Linked DNA regions of Mus musculus: all the other regions are linked to region 1. Evidence: chromatin loops called from intact Hi-C (ENCODE). Cell type or tissue: heart. All regions are shown on one strand.

Region 1 (4,000 bases):
TAACATCTCTGCTTAAGGTCAGTTGATTAGCAATTTGAATTCCATCTGTAGGCTGAATGACAAACATCTGTTTCCCAGGAATTATTAGATGACTATGCCTCTGTGTGGACGGAGGTGGAGGTGGGAAGGGGCAGAGGAGGACAGCAGGGCCAGCCTGAGCTATATTCTGGGGTACAGAGGGGGAGTGAAACCACCTCAAACAACAAGAACAAAATTATTAGGAGATGCTGTGGCAAATTTCTTGAGTCTTAACACTGATATTTGCTAACATGGGAATTGCCATTCTTCTTGTGTTAAAATTTATTTAATCGGGCTTAGCTCGAAGGCCAGAAAATAGGACTCAAGATCTTGAATCTTTATGAGAAAGGGTGGGCGAAGTTCTCTTAATGACATCTGGAGATAGTGCAATAGATTTGTGGAGAGATTGAGTGGGTGAGGAGTGCCTATCCTTAACTGAAGCTGAGGGTATAAAATTCCAGCAAAAGGAATCAAGTAACAAACTTTCTCCAAGGCTAAGAAAAACCAAAGAGTTCAATAGGTCTCCATGAAGATCAGATACTACTGAATTGACAAGATTGATTAGTGTAGTCTTCATAGGTAAAGGCTACCTGTGGTTCAATCCAAGAGCAGATATAACAAGGTTATTCTATTATTCAATATGAGCTAAAGAATACAATCAATATGAGTTAAAAGTATGAAGAAAAGGGAGCAGGTTCCACCGAGATTTGAACTCGGATCGCTGGATTCAGAGTCCAGAGTGCTAACCATTACACCATGGAACCAGCACGGAGGCAGCAGTGCCTTCGGGTCTCTAATGCTGACAAAACTCCGCCCCCAACCGGAAGCCAGATACTAAAAGATTTACACTTCGCTTCTCTGAATGATTGGGGAGAAGAACAAGCCAAAGGCTCCAAGGACCATTTTAGGATTGTTTTTCCTGTATGCCTTCCCAAAGCCGGGTGAGAATGTGGTGTCCACTCCTGCGCATTCCACCCTGCCTAGCTTATGGGCGGGGTGCCATCTCTCCGGAAGTACTTTCTGCGAGGGGCTGGGGCCTTCCGGAAGTGACGCATACAGGGCGGGGCTCGTCACCGGGTCCGGCAGCTGAAGCTCCTCGCTCGCTCGGGTTACCCCTGCAGCGACGCCCCCTGGTCCCGCCGCCGTTGCCACCGCCGCTCCCGCCCCTCAGCTCCTCGGCCGCGCCATGGGCACCCGCGACGACGAGTACGACTACCTCTTTAAAGGTGAGGCCGTGGGCCAGCGAGAGCCCATTTGGGGCCCGAGACACTCCCGGGGGACCCGCGCAGGGCCAGCCCTGCCCTGGTCGGAGTCCGCCTCGGCGCTTCCTTCCTGCCGCCCCGTCGGGGGTCCCGCCGCTCGTCCGGGTTCCCGCGCCCTTGGGAGGCCTGACGAGCCGCGGCGCCCCTCTCTGTATGTCCTCCCCGATGGCTGCGTCCCTCACGGCCGTGCAGTTCCTTCCCTGGGCGTCTCGAGCCCCTCCTCTTGGATGCTGCTGCTCGTCTCACGTCCCCCCTCTGACAGGCCCCTGCCTGGGCTGAGCACCCATATCGGGACACCCACTGGCTCGGGGGGCGGGGGTGTTGCTTTTTCTCTTTTCTGTTCGTTTCCCTTTTCTTCCCTTCCCTCCTCGTGAGCCTTTTCCTGGGCTTCGGCCAGATTCGCCCGTCCCCGGGCCCCCACCCCCATCCCCGCAGACCTCGAGGTCAGTACCCGCGGACTGTCCCCTCCCTCCCCACAGACGGGCAACTAATGTTTAGCACTCCGGAGCGACCTGGCTGGTGGGAGGGAGAGAAGGGGAGGGCAAGAGGGGCTGTCCATCACTCCTGGCGTTCATGCACTTGTCGCAGTGTCCAGGCAAGCAGATGACTTCCCACCTCGCGTTTTTCTTTTTTTTTTTTTTTCCCCCCCTTTTCATCTCTGTCCCTGCCTAGCTACAACCAGACCGGGATAACTCCTTTTACTTGGCTTTCGAGAAGGGGCTGCGGATGGGTGGTGGCTGTTATCCCTGCCAGACCTGAAGGCCCAGTTCCCGAACAGGAAAGGTTGTGCGCTGCACAAATACTAGCGAGCTTATCACTGTGGACTGGTTGCTTCCTGCTGCAATACTGGGAGGATCCGACAGGAAGGGAAGAACCCTGGTTGGTCACATACCTTTCCCAAACAGTGAGAGAGGGTTATAGTGCTAGCGTGCCCTTTTAGTGAAATCAAGAATTTATTACAGGATGGGGGGAAATGTGGAGCCGGTGGACAGAACAGGGAAGAATGTAAATAGAGACTTGCTTATGGGTTGAGTCCGCGAAGAAGCTGAAGTGAAAGGATACAGTTCTCAGTGACGAGAGAGTACAGTGAACGCTTTTTTTGTTCATGAATGCGCTCTCACTTTCGTAGCCTTGCTCTGCTCCTGAATTAGAAGGGCAGCCATCAGTAATTTGTTGAACAAAGATCATTGCCAGTGAGGAAGAAGCCCTTGCTTTTAAAGCTTTTCTGGGGAGGGTGGAGTTTCAAGAGTGTTAAGCATGGTGAGTGTTCCTGGCTTTGCCATTGGGTGCTAAGAGTGATTGGACTAAGTGAAGAAGCAGGAAACATTTCCAAATTCTTTACAAGTCTTGACATATTAGCTGCTAGTACACCCTTATCAAAAGTTACTCCGAATATTCTATTTATAGAGTAAGTACCTTCAGTGTTACCCTTACTACCATATTGGAAAGTAATGTATAGATAAGAAGGCACCAAACCTTAAAAATACTACTAGGAAAGCAGGCCTTGGCGGTATAGGCTTTTAAAATCCCGGCATTTGGGAGGAAGAGGCAGGCAGTTCCAGTCCAGCCTGGTCTACAGAGTGAGTTCCAGGATAACCAGGTTACATAGTGAGTCCCTGTCTCAAAAAATAAAATAAAATAAGATAAAATTAAAAAAAAATAAAAACAAATAGGAGACCTAGGATGTTTATTTAAGGCATTTGAGATTATTTGAAATTACCTAAATCCTAAGGTTTAGTCAATCAAGGGAGTTTTATTTTTAAGTACTTTGTAATGGTGGTACCTTTTGAAGTTATTTCTCTTATTTGGTTTGGAATGTGAATGTTGGTTATAGAAAACTTTATTTTTTCTAAGAATGTTAATTTATCCTAGATTGGCCGAAGGAATTAAAGTTTAATTTTTAGATTAGACCATCCTCTGATCAATGAGAAAACATGGGGGTTTTATGTTTCTTTGCCTTGTAACCTTGGAAAAGTTAACTTTTTTTTGTATTTTTTTACTTTTTGAGATTATGATATAATTATACTATTTCTCCCAGCTCAACTTTTTTGAGCCTCAGTTTCCTCAGTAAAGGAAATACTGTGATACTTTTTGGGGAGTGAGATTATAAAACTTAGCTCTTGTGAGGACTCAGTGGTTATAAATGAAGTTATAGTTCTTGTCCGACTTTTGAGCTATAAATCTTTTAAAATTTTTTTATTTTTATTTTTTATTTTTTGGTTTTTTCGAGACAGGGTTTCTCTGTATGGCTCTGGCTGTCCTGGAACTCACTTTGTAGACCAGGCTGGCCTCGAACTCAGAAATCCGCCTGCCTCTGCCTCCCAAGTGCTGGGATTAAAGGCATGTGCCACCATGCCCGGCTCCTAAAGTTTTTAAAAAATTGTATTTACTGACTTGTGTATGCTAGTGTGTACTATAGCACATGTTGAGGGTAAGAGAACAAATTTTGGGAGTCAGTTCTTTTCTTCCACCCCGACAGTCTCAGGGATCAAATTCATGTCATCAGGCGTGGTAAGCAAGCATCATTCCCCACTGAGCCACCTCACTCACTAATCAATACATCTTTATAAAGAACATGTAAATTTTAATAAAGAAGCACAGAACCAAGAAACTTCTGAAATATTTTGTGTCTATGTGGGTTCTGGTTTTATTTTTTTGTATACTTTGCTGTGTGAGACTGGGTGTTTAAAAATTCTGCTGAGAAGAGTTTCCACTTTTTA
Region 2 (4,000 bases), 290 kb before region 1:
AGCCCCTCATTCTGAAAAATGACATATTGTGTTAAAAAGAGCTTCGGGATTCTTGGGGTGGGGTCTCTAGAAATGGCATCCCGTAGCTTTTTACGGTAAGAACCAATCAGTCGTCTAGACCCTGCACACCTCACTGGAGCCTAGCCATTTCACTTTTCTGTGTCTACAGCTGAGAAAGTTTATCCGACGTAAAGGGCTTGAAAGCTATGAATGAGGAAGGAGGAGAGGTGTGGCAGCGAATGTGGCGCGAGAGGACAGTAGGAACAGCAAGGCTTAGTTAAAAGAGGATGAGCAAGCTGGACAGGAAGGGCAAGGACCCTGCTGCGAATGCGTGGAACAGAATGGCAGCGAGACAGTGAGCGCGGAGGGATGGATCTAGAGTGAAGCAGGAGGGAGGGAGGAAGGAACACCCGGCTAGGGGAAAGCAGCGAGTCCAAAGGCGAATCCCATCCGCCACTGGCGGACCTCAGGCGAACCCCTTCGCCTCTGCGGATTTCCGTTTCCTCCTCCGAATGCCCGGACTGTCCCCGGCATCCCAACCCAAGCCAGGCTCTATCAAGATAACGGACGTGGGAGTCCGAGCGGGCAGCAGCCAGCGTTCAGGGGCGCCCAGTGAACGTTGGCAGCCTCGCAATCCGAGTGTGCGCTTCCTCTTCCGGCCAACGGGGCCCAGCCACCCGCTCTCCCGGCGGGAGCGGCCCGAGGGCGGCCGGCCGGAGCTCCGTGGCCTCGCGGGCGCAGGGGAGGGAGAGCGGGCGGATACTGCACCTTCCCCCCGGGCCCGCCCGGACCGTCCGGATGCGCTATGGAGCGGGCCTACGCCGCTTCATGCCGCGCCGCCTCCGCTCCCGTCGGGGCCACAGCAGCTTCCTCGGCGGCGGCCCCCGCGGCCCCCAGGCAGCGGACGAAGGGACTTAAAAGCGGCGGAGGCGAAGACAGCACCGGAGGCCTCGGCACTTCCGGTTCCCCGAGCCCCGCCCTCCGACAGAGGAAGGCTAGCGGCCGGACCAAGAAAGGATGACTCTCGCTTCTGTGCGCGAGGGGGCCCCACAGCGCCACCGAGCGGCGGGAGGAGGTGCCGCACGTGGACTGCCTGACAGGAGGGAAAACATACAAGGTTAGAAGAGAAAGCAACATTCACCCCACCTCTGTTAGCTACTCAAAGTAAATAAACTTCATGTTCACTGGCCGGTGGGATGGCTCAGCAGGTACAGGCACCTGGGCCTACAAGATTTCTGAAAGAACAAGCCAGGTCCAGCAGGCGCTTATCCAACCTCTATATCCAATCTCTGTCTGTCTCTGTCTCCCTCTCTCTGTCTCTCTGTCTCCCTGTCTCTGTCTCTCTGTCTCTCTCTCTCACTCACACACACATCCCTGCGTTAGAGCAGAAAGCCAAAATTCCTGCCTTTTTGAGATGACAGAGGCCAACCATGGCTTTGGAGACCTCAGCATTACAGTTATGACGGAAAAAAACAAACAAACAAATGTGAATTTGGATACAGAAATTTTTCTTTTCTTTTCTTTTTTCTTTTTTTAATTTTTTTTTCAGTGACGTTTACATTTTATTTACGTCAGTAGCACTAAAATACATTCCTCCTTGAGGGTCACATTTCCACAACACACATTAACACCAATCCATACTCCATAAGTGCCCACACCACCTCCCACCAAAACCAAGCAAACTCAGCAAACACTTCCTGGTCACTTCCTCAAAACCCGGGTGGGTCCTGTCCCGGCTCCTAGCTACGGCAGTGCCCAGAACTCACAAAGCTTCCCCTTTCCACACTGCGGACCCATCTCAAGCTCACCAACACTGTTCATCATGTGCTCATTTTTTTCTTTTTTTTTTTTTTTTTAACTAATTGATTATTTATTTTATGTATATGAGTGCTCTATCAGCATGTACACCTGCATGCCAGAAGAGGGCATCAGATCCCATTATAGATGACTGTGAGCCACCATGTGGTTGCTGGGAATTAAACTCTGGACCTCTGGAGCAGCAGCCAGCGCTCTTAACCTCTGAACCATCATCTCTCTAGCCTCCAGAACTTTAATGTTAAAGATCTTTAGTAGACCACCCATTCTTTGTTGGGTTGGGGTCTTCTCTCTGTAAATGGATATAACAACATTGGCATTCAGTAGTGATAAAAGCTAACAATGCCTGTGGCACTGAGACATGAAAGATGGAGAAATAAGGCCTGGAGGTGGCTGCTACACTGAGAGGCAGGTCCCTTGACCCATCATTTATTTCCTAATCCACACTGTACGTTAGCTGAGGGAAAGAGTGGGGAAAGAAGTGTAAAGGTAGCTGGGAAAGTAGGCAGAGACCAGACTGGTGGAGGAGCTATGCCTCCCCAGTTCCTGTTACTGTCTTTGGGAGCTGTGTATCAGTGGGATTATTGTAATGGCATTAAGAGAGGACCCACAGGCACCATGTCCTACTGCAGTGTGTACTGACCCACTGTGAGGTTAAAGGAGCCTTCCCTTGAATTTTTTTCTTTTTTCTTTTTGATGTTGAGCTCCCTAAAAGAAAGGACAGTAGGGGCTGGAGAGACGGCTCAGTGGTTAGGAGTACCAACTGCTTTTCCAGAGGTCCCGAGTTCAATTCCCAGCAACCACATGGTGGCTCACAACCATCTGTAATGGGATCCGATGCTGTCTTCTAGTATGTCTGAGGACAGACAGTACTCTCATATATGTAAAATAAATAAAATCTTTTAAAAGAGAAAAAGAACAGTGGTTTTCTCTAAGTATCCCATTTGACGTCTCTGATCTGAGAGCACGTTTTAAGACTCTAAATACATACACCTACTCCATTATCAAAATACAGTGTGCTATCTTGAATTTCCTTTGGGCTCATGGATTCTCTATCATTTGCTGACGCTATTCTCAAATCTGGGCCCACAAAGAGCGAGGGAAAAGGACACATCTGATTTTTGTGCAGTTTGCGTCCTCATAATGAATTAGAAGAAAGGCCTGGTGGTACAGGCTGGAAATCCCAGTACTCAGGAAGTTGAGGCAGGAGGATTCTGTCTGAGTTCAGGACCAGTCTGGACAACAGAGACAGAGACAGAGACAGAGACAGAGACTCAGATTTGTAAGTTTTCAGAGTTATTTTCTCTCTCCTCCACTGTGGTTAAGATGAACAAACAAACCCTCCCCGGCTAGGACTGTATCTCTGCAGTAGGACAGGTGCTTAGCAGCAGGGTGTGGTGCCTTGCACCTGTAGGTCCCTGTTTGGGAAACTAGATAAGAGAACTGCCGTGAGCTTGAGCTTAGCCTAAGCTATCCAGTGAGATGGAGGCCAGCCCAGCTTATATAGTGCTTTCTAGACCAGGCAAGCCTTGCTACAGAGTGTGACCCCGTCTCTAGCTCCTCCTCTTCCCCCTCACAGATGTGCTTGGCACATCTGAAGCCTTGGACTCAATCCCCCAGCACCGAGGCTTCTAAACAGCCCTCAGATTCTGGTGAAGCTGTAGGGCAGCGTCTGTAGCACCGCATCTTGCCAACACCACCTATGTCCGTACAGCCACGGAGCAGAGGTCCTAGCCAGAGCTGAGCTGGGCCTTAGTGGAGAGGGTAGGTTTGTGCGGAGTTCCAAGCTGTCTCCCCTGGGAAAATGCTAGAAAGATACTTCTCTAATATTTCATGCAACATCTCTCCCTGCAGCTTCCTATGTGGTTTTCTTTCCCCCTTGCCAAGAACATAAAAGCTGCTTAGCACAATCGAGAATTGTCTCTTCAGGGGTAGGTGTCCAGTAACTCCCATCTCAGGGGTGGGTGTCCCATAGCTCATCCCTCATCAGTGTGTGTCCCACTGAAAGATCCTGACAGAATGTAAAAGGTCACAGAAGCCCTGAAATTGGCAAGATAGATTTCATTGTTAGCAGAACTAGCTTCACTAATTTAGAAAAATAGAGGTGCACAATGCTCTGGCCACTCCTTGAACCCTTGTGTCTGCCAGTGTTTTGACCGTTCCTTGAACCCATGTGTGTGCCCGC
Region 3 (4,000 bases), 460 kb before region 1:
ACCAAACCAAACCAACAATAAATAAAATTAAAAGAAGAAGAAGAAAAAAAGCTGGGCTGGAGAGATTGCTCTTCCGAAGGTCCTGAGTTCAAATCCCAGCAACCACATGGTAGCTCACAACCATCTGTAATGGGATCTGATGCACTCTTCTGAGTGTGTCTGAAGACAGCTAGAGTGTACTTACATATGATAAGTAAATAAATCTTTGGGCTAGAGTGAGCAGGGCCAGAGAGAGAAGAAAACAAACAAAAACAAACAAAAAACGAAATGCTTAAAAAATAGTTCAGGAGCTGAGTGTGCCTCAGATGCAGCGTAAGAGCCTGTCTCTCAACAGCACTCTTTTCCCAGATGCACTAAGGTTTCAAGGGCCCCGCAGTCACAAGGGGACATGGCTGTCACTTTTTTGTTACAGCTGTTCCAAACTAAAAGGTCCAAGACCTGCTACTGGAGGCGAGAACTGCTGACTCACCTCATTGCGACTGAGGAGAGGTGGCCAGCACTGGGTGTGGTGGTGTGTGTCTGTGATCCCAGTATTTGAGACTGAGGCAAAAGCAGGAGGAGTTTGAGGCCAACCGGAGTCACCAATACACAAAAAGCACAGGGTCAGGGTGGGCAGGTCCTGGGCGCCACTGAAAACCACCAGGGAAAGGACAGGGAGTCTTAAAAGTTCAGGGTCAAAGACCCACAAGGTCTTGTCCACAGCAGTAATGTGGTCAACAGGAAACCGGAACTAGTGTTCAAGCTACAATTGTATTATTTATTTATTTATTCATTCATTCATTCATTTATTCATTTATTCATTTATTCATTCGAGACAGGGTCTGCACAGCTGTTCTGGAATCCACTATGTAGACCAGGCTGTAGCCAGGCCTCAAATTCACAGAGATCTGCCTGCCTCTACCTTCCAACTTCTGGGACTAAAGGCATGCACTATATGCCTGGCTGCAAGCTCCAATTTTTTTTTTTAAGATTTATTTATTTATTATATGTAAGTACACTGTAGCTGTCTTCAGACACACCAGATGAGGGCGTCAGACCTCATTACAGATGGTTGTGAACCACCATGTGGTTGCTGGGATTTGAACTCAGGACCTTTGGAAGAACAGTCGGGTGCTCTTACCTGCTGAGCCATCTCACTAGCCCGCAAGCTCCAATTTTAAAGCCAGCGTGGTCACAGACTCTTAAATGACAGATAAGAAAGCAAAGTGAAGCGCTGAGCACACGACTTAAATCCACTACACCCACAAGCTACTCAGATGCTCGCCGTGCAATCCAGGAAACAGGAAAGTGGTACACTGTTTAAACCCACCTCTCGCTCTCACTAAAGCAAGAGCCGGGATTTAGTGACCTCACAGTTGAATGGTATGCTCTTGTTCAAATTTATTGCAGTAATTAGGGTTGGGAATATAGCTCGTTGTAGAGTGCTTGTCTAATACGTGTGAGGCTCTACTTCCAATCCCCAGCATCACAAGAGTAAAAATAAAACAAATGTAGATTTTAAGTTAATAAAACATAGATGTACAGAAACACAGACTATAAAAATCTGATTCTCAGACTTGAACTACCAGCCAGTTCTGGGCGTCGCCCTCTGGTGGCCCAGCCGGACACTGCGTGGAGGCACCGCCCCCGCCCGTGTCCGCAGGGCGGGGCCGCCATATTATTTGCATACCCACAGAACACTGCGCACAATACAAAAACATATCGAAAAATTAATGTGTTGCTCTGAGAATATCTCCGTGAAAGTTAGATTAAATTTATAAAACAAAAAGAGTGGTTCTGTTTAGCTAGAATAGTTGCGAGTCAAGTGGACACCATCACTGTGCTAGGAGTTGTTCTTACCCGAGCTGTGAGTTACAGTACTGGTAAGCATACTCTGGTTTCTCTTCAGATCGTATAAATCTTTCGCCTTTTACTAAAGATTTCCGTGGAGAGGAACAACTCTGAGTCTTAAACCAATTTTTTGAGGCCTTGTTTCGGCAAGGCTATATTTAGAATGTCTAACAACAGAACTACTACTGTGCATTACTGATAGTTTGTATATCTACTCACTGCTTTAAGTGACCTACACAGCCAAGCGTTGAAATAGAGCTCTGGTAGACAGCTTGTGTGTGTGCTTGTGTGTGTTTTAAGGGGAAAAAACTGTGAGGAGAAGGCATGTAGATTTTAAGCCCATCCTGGTCTATATAGCAAGCTTCAGGGCATACATGGACTTTGATCAAAAACAAGCTTACCATTAGCCACAGTTAAAATTCTGCTCAGCACCAGACCAACATTCTCTTGAAGAGAGGGGCTAAGTCAGACCCAATGAAAGACTCCGTGATGATGGAGAGGGGTATAGCCGGATCATATTGCAGTGTTTCCTCTGGTGGACCCCCTTTTCCAGCCTGAGGGCTAGGGCTGAAGGTCCCAGGGAAGCCAATGTTTCGGACTTGACTTTGAGGCTGACAAAAGACTCCAGGTTGTTGTGGCAGGGAGAGAAAAGATTTGGGGAGATGCTGTTCTCAGCTAGCTGGGAGCTAAATATTGTGCAGTCTCTGCAGTCCTGAGTGTTTAAACAGCAGGAACCTGACTAGGGCCTGGTCTCCCCTATTTGTCAGGTGAATCAGATAGTCTGACACTCCCACCCGCTGTGCCCTAGGCTCTGACATTTCATGAAGTTAAGTGCTGAGCTCCAGGAAGTAGAGATCAGAGAGTGGCAGAACCAAAGTGCACTCGGTCTGTAAGAACCGCCCTGGCCTTTAGTGACTACAAGGCTGTCCATCCTGTGGGGCCTGACTCAGACAGGCTTCCTGTGGTGACGAAAATAGCAGAGACAGAACCATACTGCAAGGTCAATCCAAGCCTGACGGGCGGCAGATGCTGGCACGCGCCCACACAACATTCATAAGCAGGCTCACACAGTGCACTTCCATGCAAACACTCACACATGCATCCTCATATGCAAGCTGTCACAGAGCCATGTAAACACACCTGCATAACATTTCTGTAAATAACATGCAGGCACTTACACACACGTGCGCTTATGCACACACTCACATCCATGCAGTCACTTACATTCACATGTATGTTCACATACATACCTAGGAGTGGAACTGCTGGGCATGCTTGACTTCAGCTTAACGGCAGTCTCATGCATGCTAGCAGGCAAGCGCTTTGTGGAGGGTGGTGGGAGCAGTCTGCCCAAGAGTCATGAAGGCCTTGTTAGGGCAGAGGTGTGGGTGTCAGGCCTTGAGGGAGGCAAACACAGAATGTTCCAGAAAGGACCGGAAACACACACATCTCAGATCGGAATGGAATGGGTCCTGAGCTCACCCATTGTGTCAGAGTCCCAAAGACTGTTTCCCTGTGGTTAATTCCCATTGGAAGGAGCTAATTCCTGCCCATCTCTTCATCCCTTCAGGTTGGTGAAGCCTCCAGAAAGAGAAAATAAGCCTTTGGCTGGTGATCCTGGGTCTCTAACTTAAAATAAGACAAGCTGCCACTAGGGTTGTCCACATGTGACACATCAAAGAGGATGTAGCAGGCTTCTGAGCTCTTTATGTCCCAAACCCCTGACCCTAGTCAGTGGGAAGGCACATCCACACCAGGACCACTCTCCGAGATGGCAGACCTCGTACCAGCTGAAGGGAGAGTTTTGATTGCACTTTGGACCAGGGATCACTAATGAAGACACCATGGGGATGACTAAAGACACAGGATATAAAGGATTATAATTAGCTAACAGTAATGAATCCATCAGGTCCTGCTTTTCAAAGATGGCCCATAGAGACATACTTCATCTAAAACCTCCTCATATCCATTGCTAGAATAAGCACAGAGGGAGCCCACTGGACAAAACTGAGGACCTGTTAACAAGTGCCACAGCCTGCTGCCTAGTCTCATAACCTTGAGAGGCCTCAGTGTTCTCACCTATAGACTGGGAATAATTGTGTTTTCTTTACTGGTGGCTTCCTAATGGTAAAGCAGTCAGCTAGCGCTCTCTCTCTCTCTCTCTCTCTCT

The links. Peaks named below come from ENCODE experiments on the same cell type or tissue, not always from the same donor. Only the 100,000 strongest peaks of a DNase experiment are listed, where the experiment ranks them.
Region 2: a loop joins it to region 1, with 4 times the contacts of the local background. A loop is called at or near these places in 1 of 42 quality-filtered maps.
Region 3: it touches region 1 in a loop (3-fold over the local background); 1 of 42 quality-filtered maps calls a loop at or near these places.

What each region holds. Positions count from the first base shown.
Region 1 is chr9:64,734,828-64,738,827 of GRCm38, reverse strand. Rab11a (RAB11A, member RAS oncogene family) reads left to right here and starts at 1,072. Exons shown (of 5, transcript NM_017382.5): 1 at 1,072-1,244. The coding sequence starts at 1,205. n-TQctg9 (a tRNA gene) reads right to left here and starts at 782; the gene lies at 711-782. In heart, CTCF peaks have their summits at 1,172 and 2,140; DNase peaks (open chromatin) are centred at 1,067 and 2,067; H3K4me3 peaks cover 2,541 bases; H3K27ac peaks cover 2,167 bases.
Region 2 is chr9:65,029,392-65,033,391 of GRCm38, reverse strand. It overlaps Dpp8 (dipeptidylpeptidase 8), which reads right to left and starts at 934. Exons shown (of 21, transcript NM_028906.2): 1 at 769-934. It overlaps Gm39362 (a long non-coding RNA gene), which reads left to right and starts at 1,980. Exons shown (of 3, transcript XR_870867.3): 1 at 1,980-3,579. In heart, a CTCF peak has its summit at 1,944 (motif pointing right); DNase peaks (open chromatin) are centred at 981 and 1,751; H3K4me3 peaks cover 1,398 bases; H3K27ac peaks cover 1,337 bases.
Region 3 is chr9:65,194,556-65,198,555 of GRCm38, reverse strand. It overlaps Gm40527 (a long non-coding RNA gene), which reads right to left. Exons shown (of 3, transcript XR_870869.2): 1 at 3,081-4,000. It overlaps Gm25313 (a small nuclear RNA gene), which reads left to right and starts at 1,869; the gene lies at 1,869-1,984. In heart, no CTCF peak of the experiment used is centred here; DNase peaks (open chromatin) are centred at 1,615, 2,254 and 2,755; H3K4me3 peaks cover 625 bases; H3K27ac peaks cover 3,054 bases.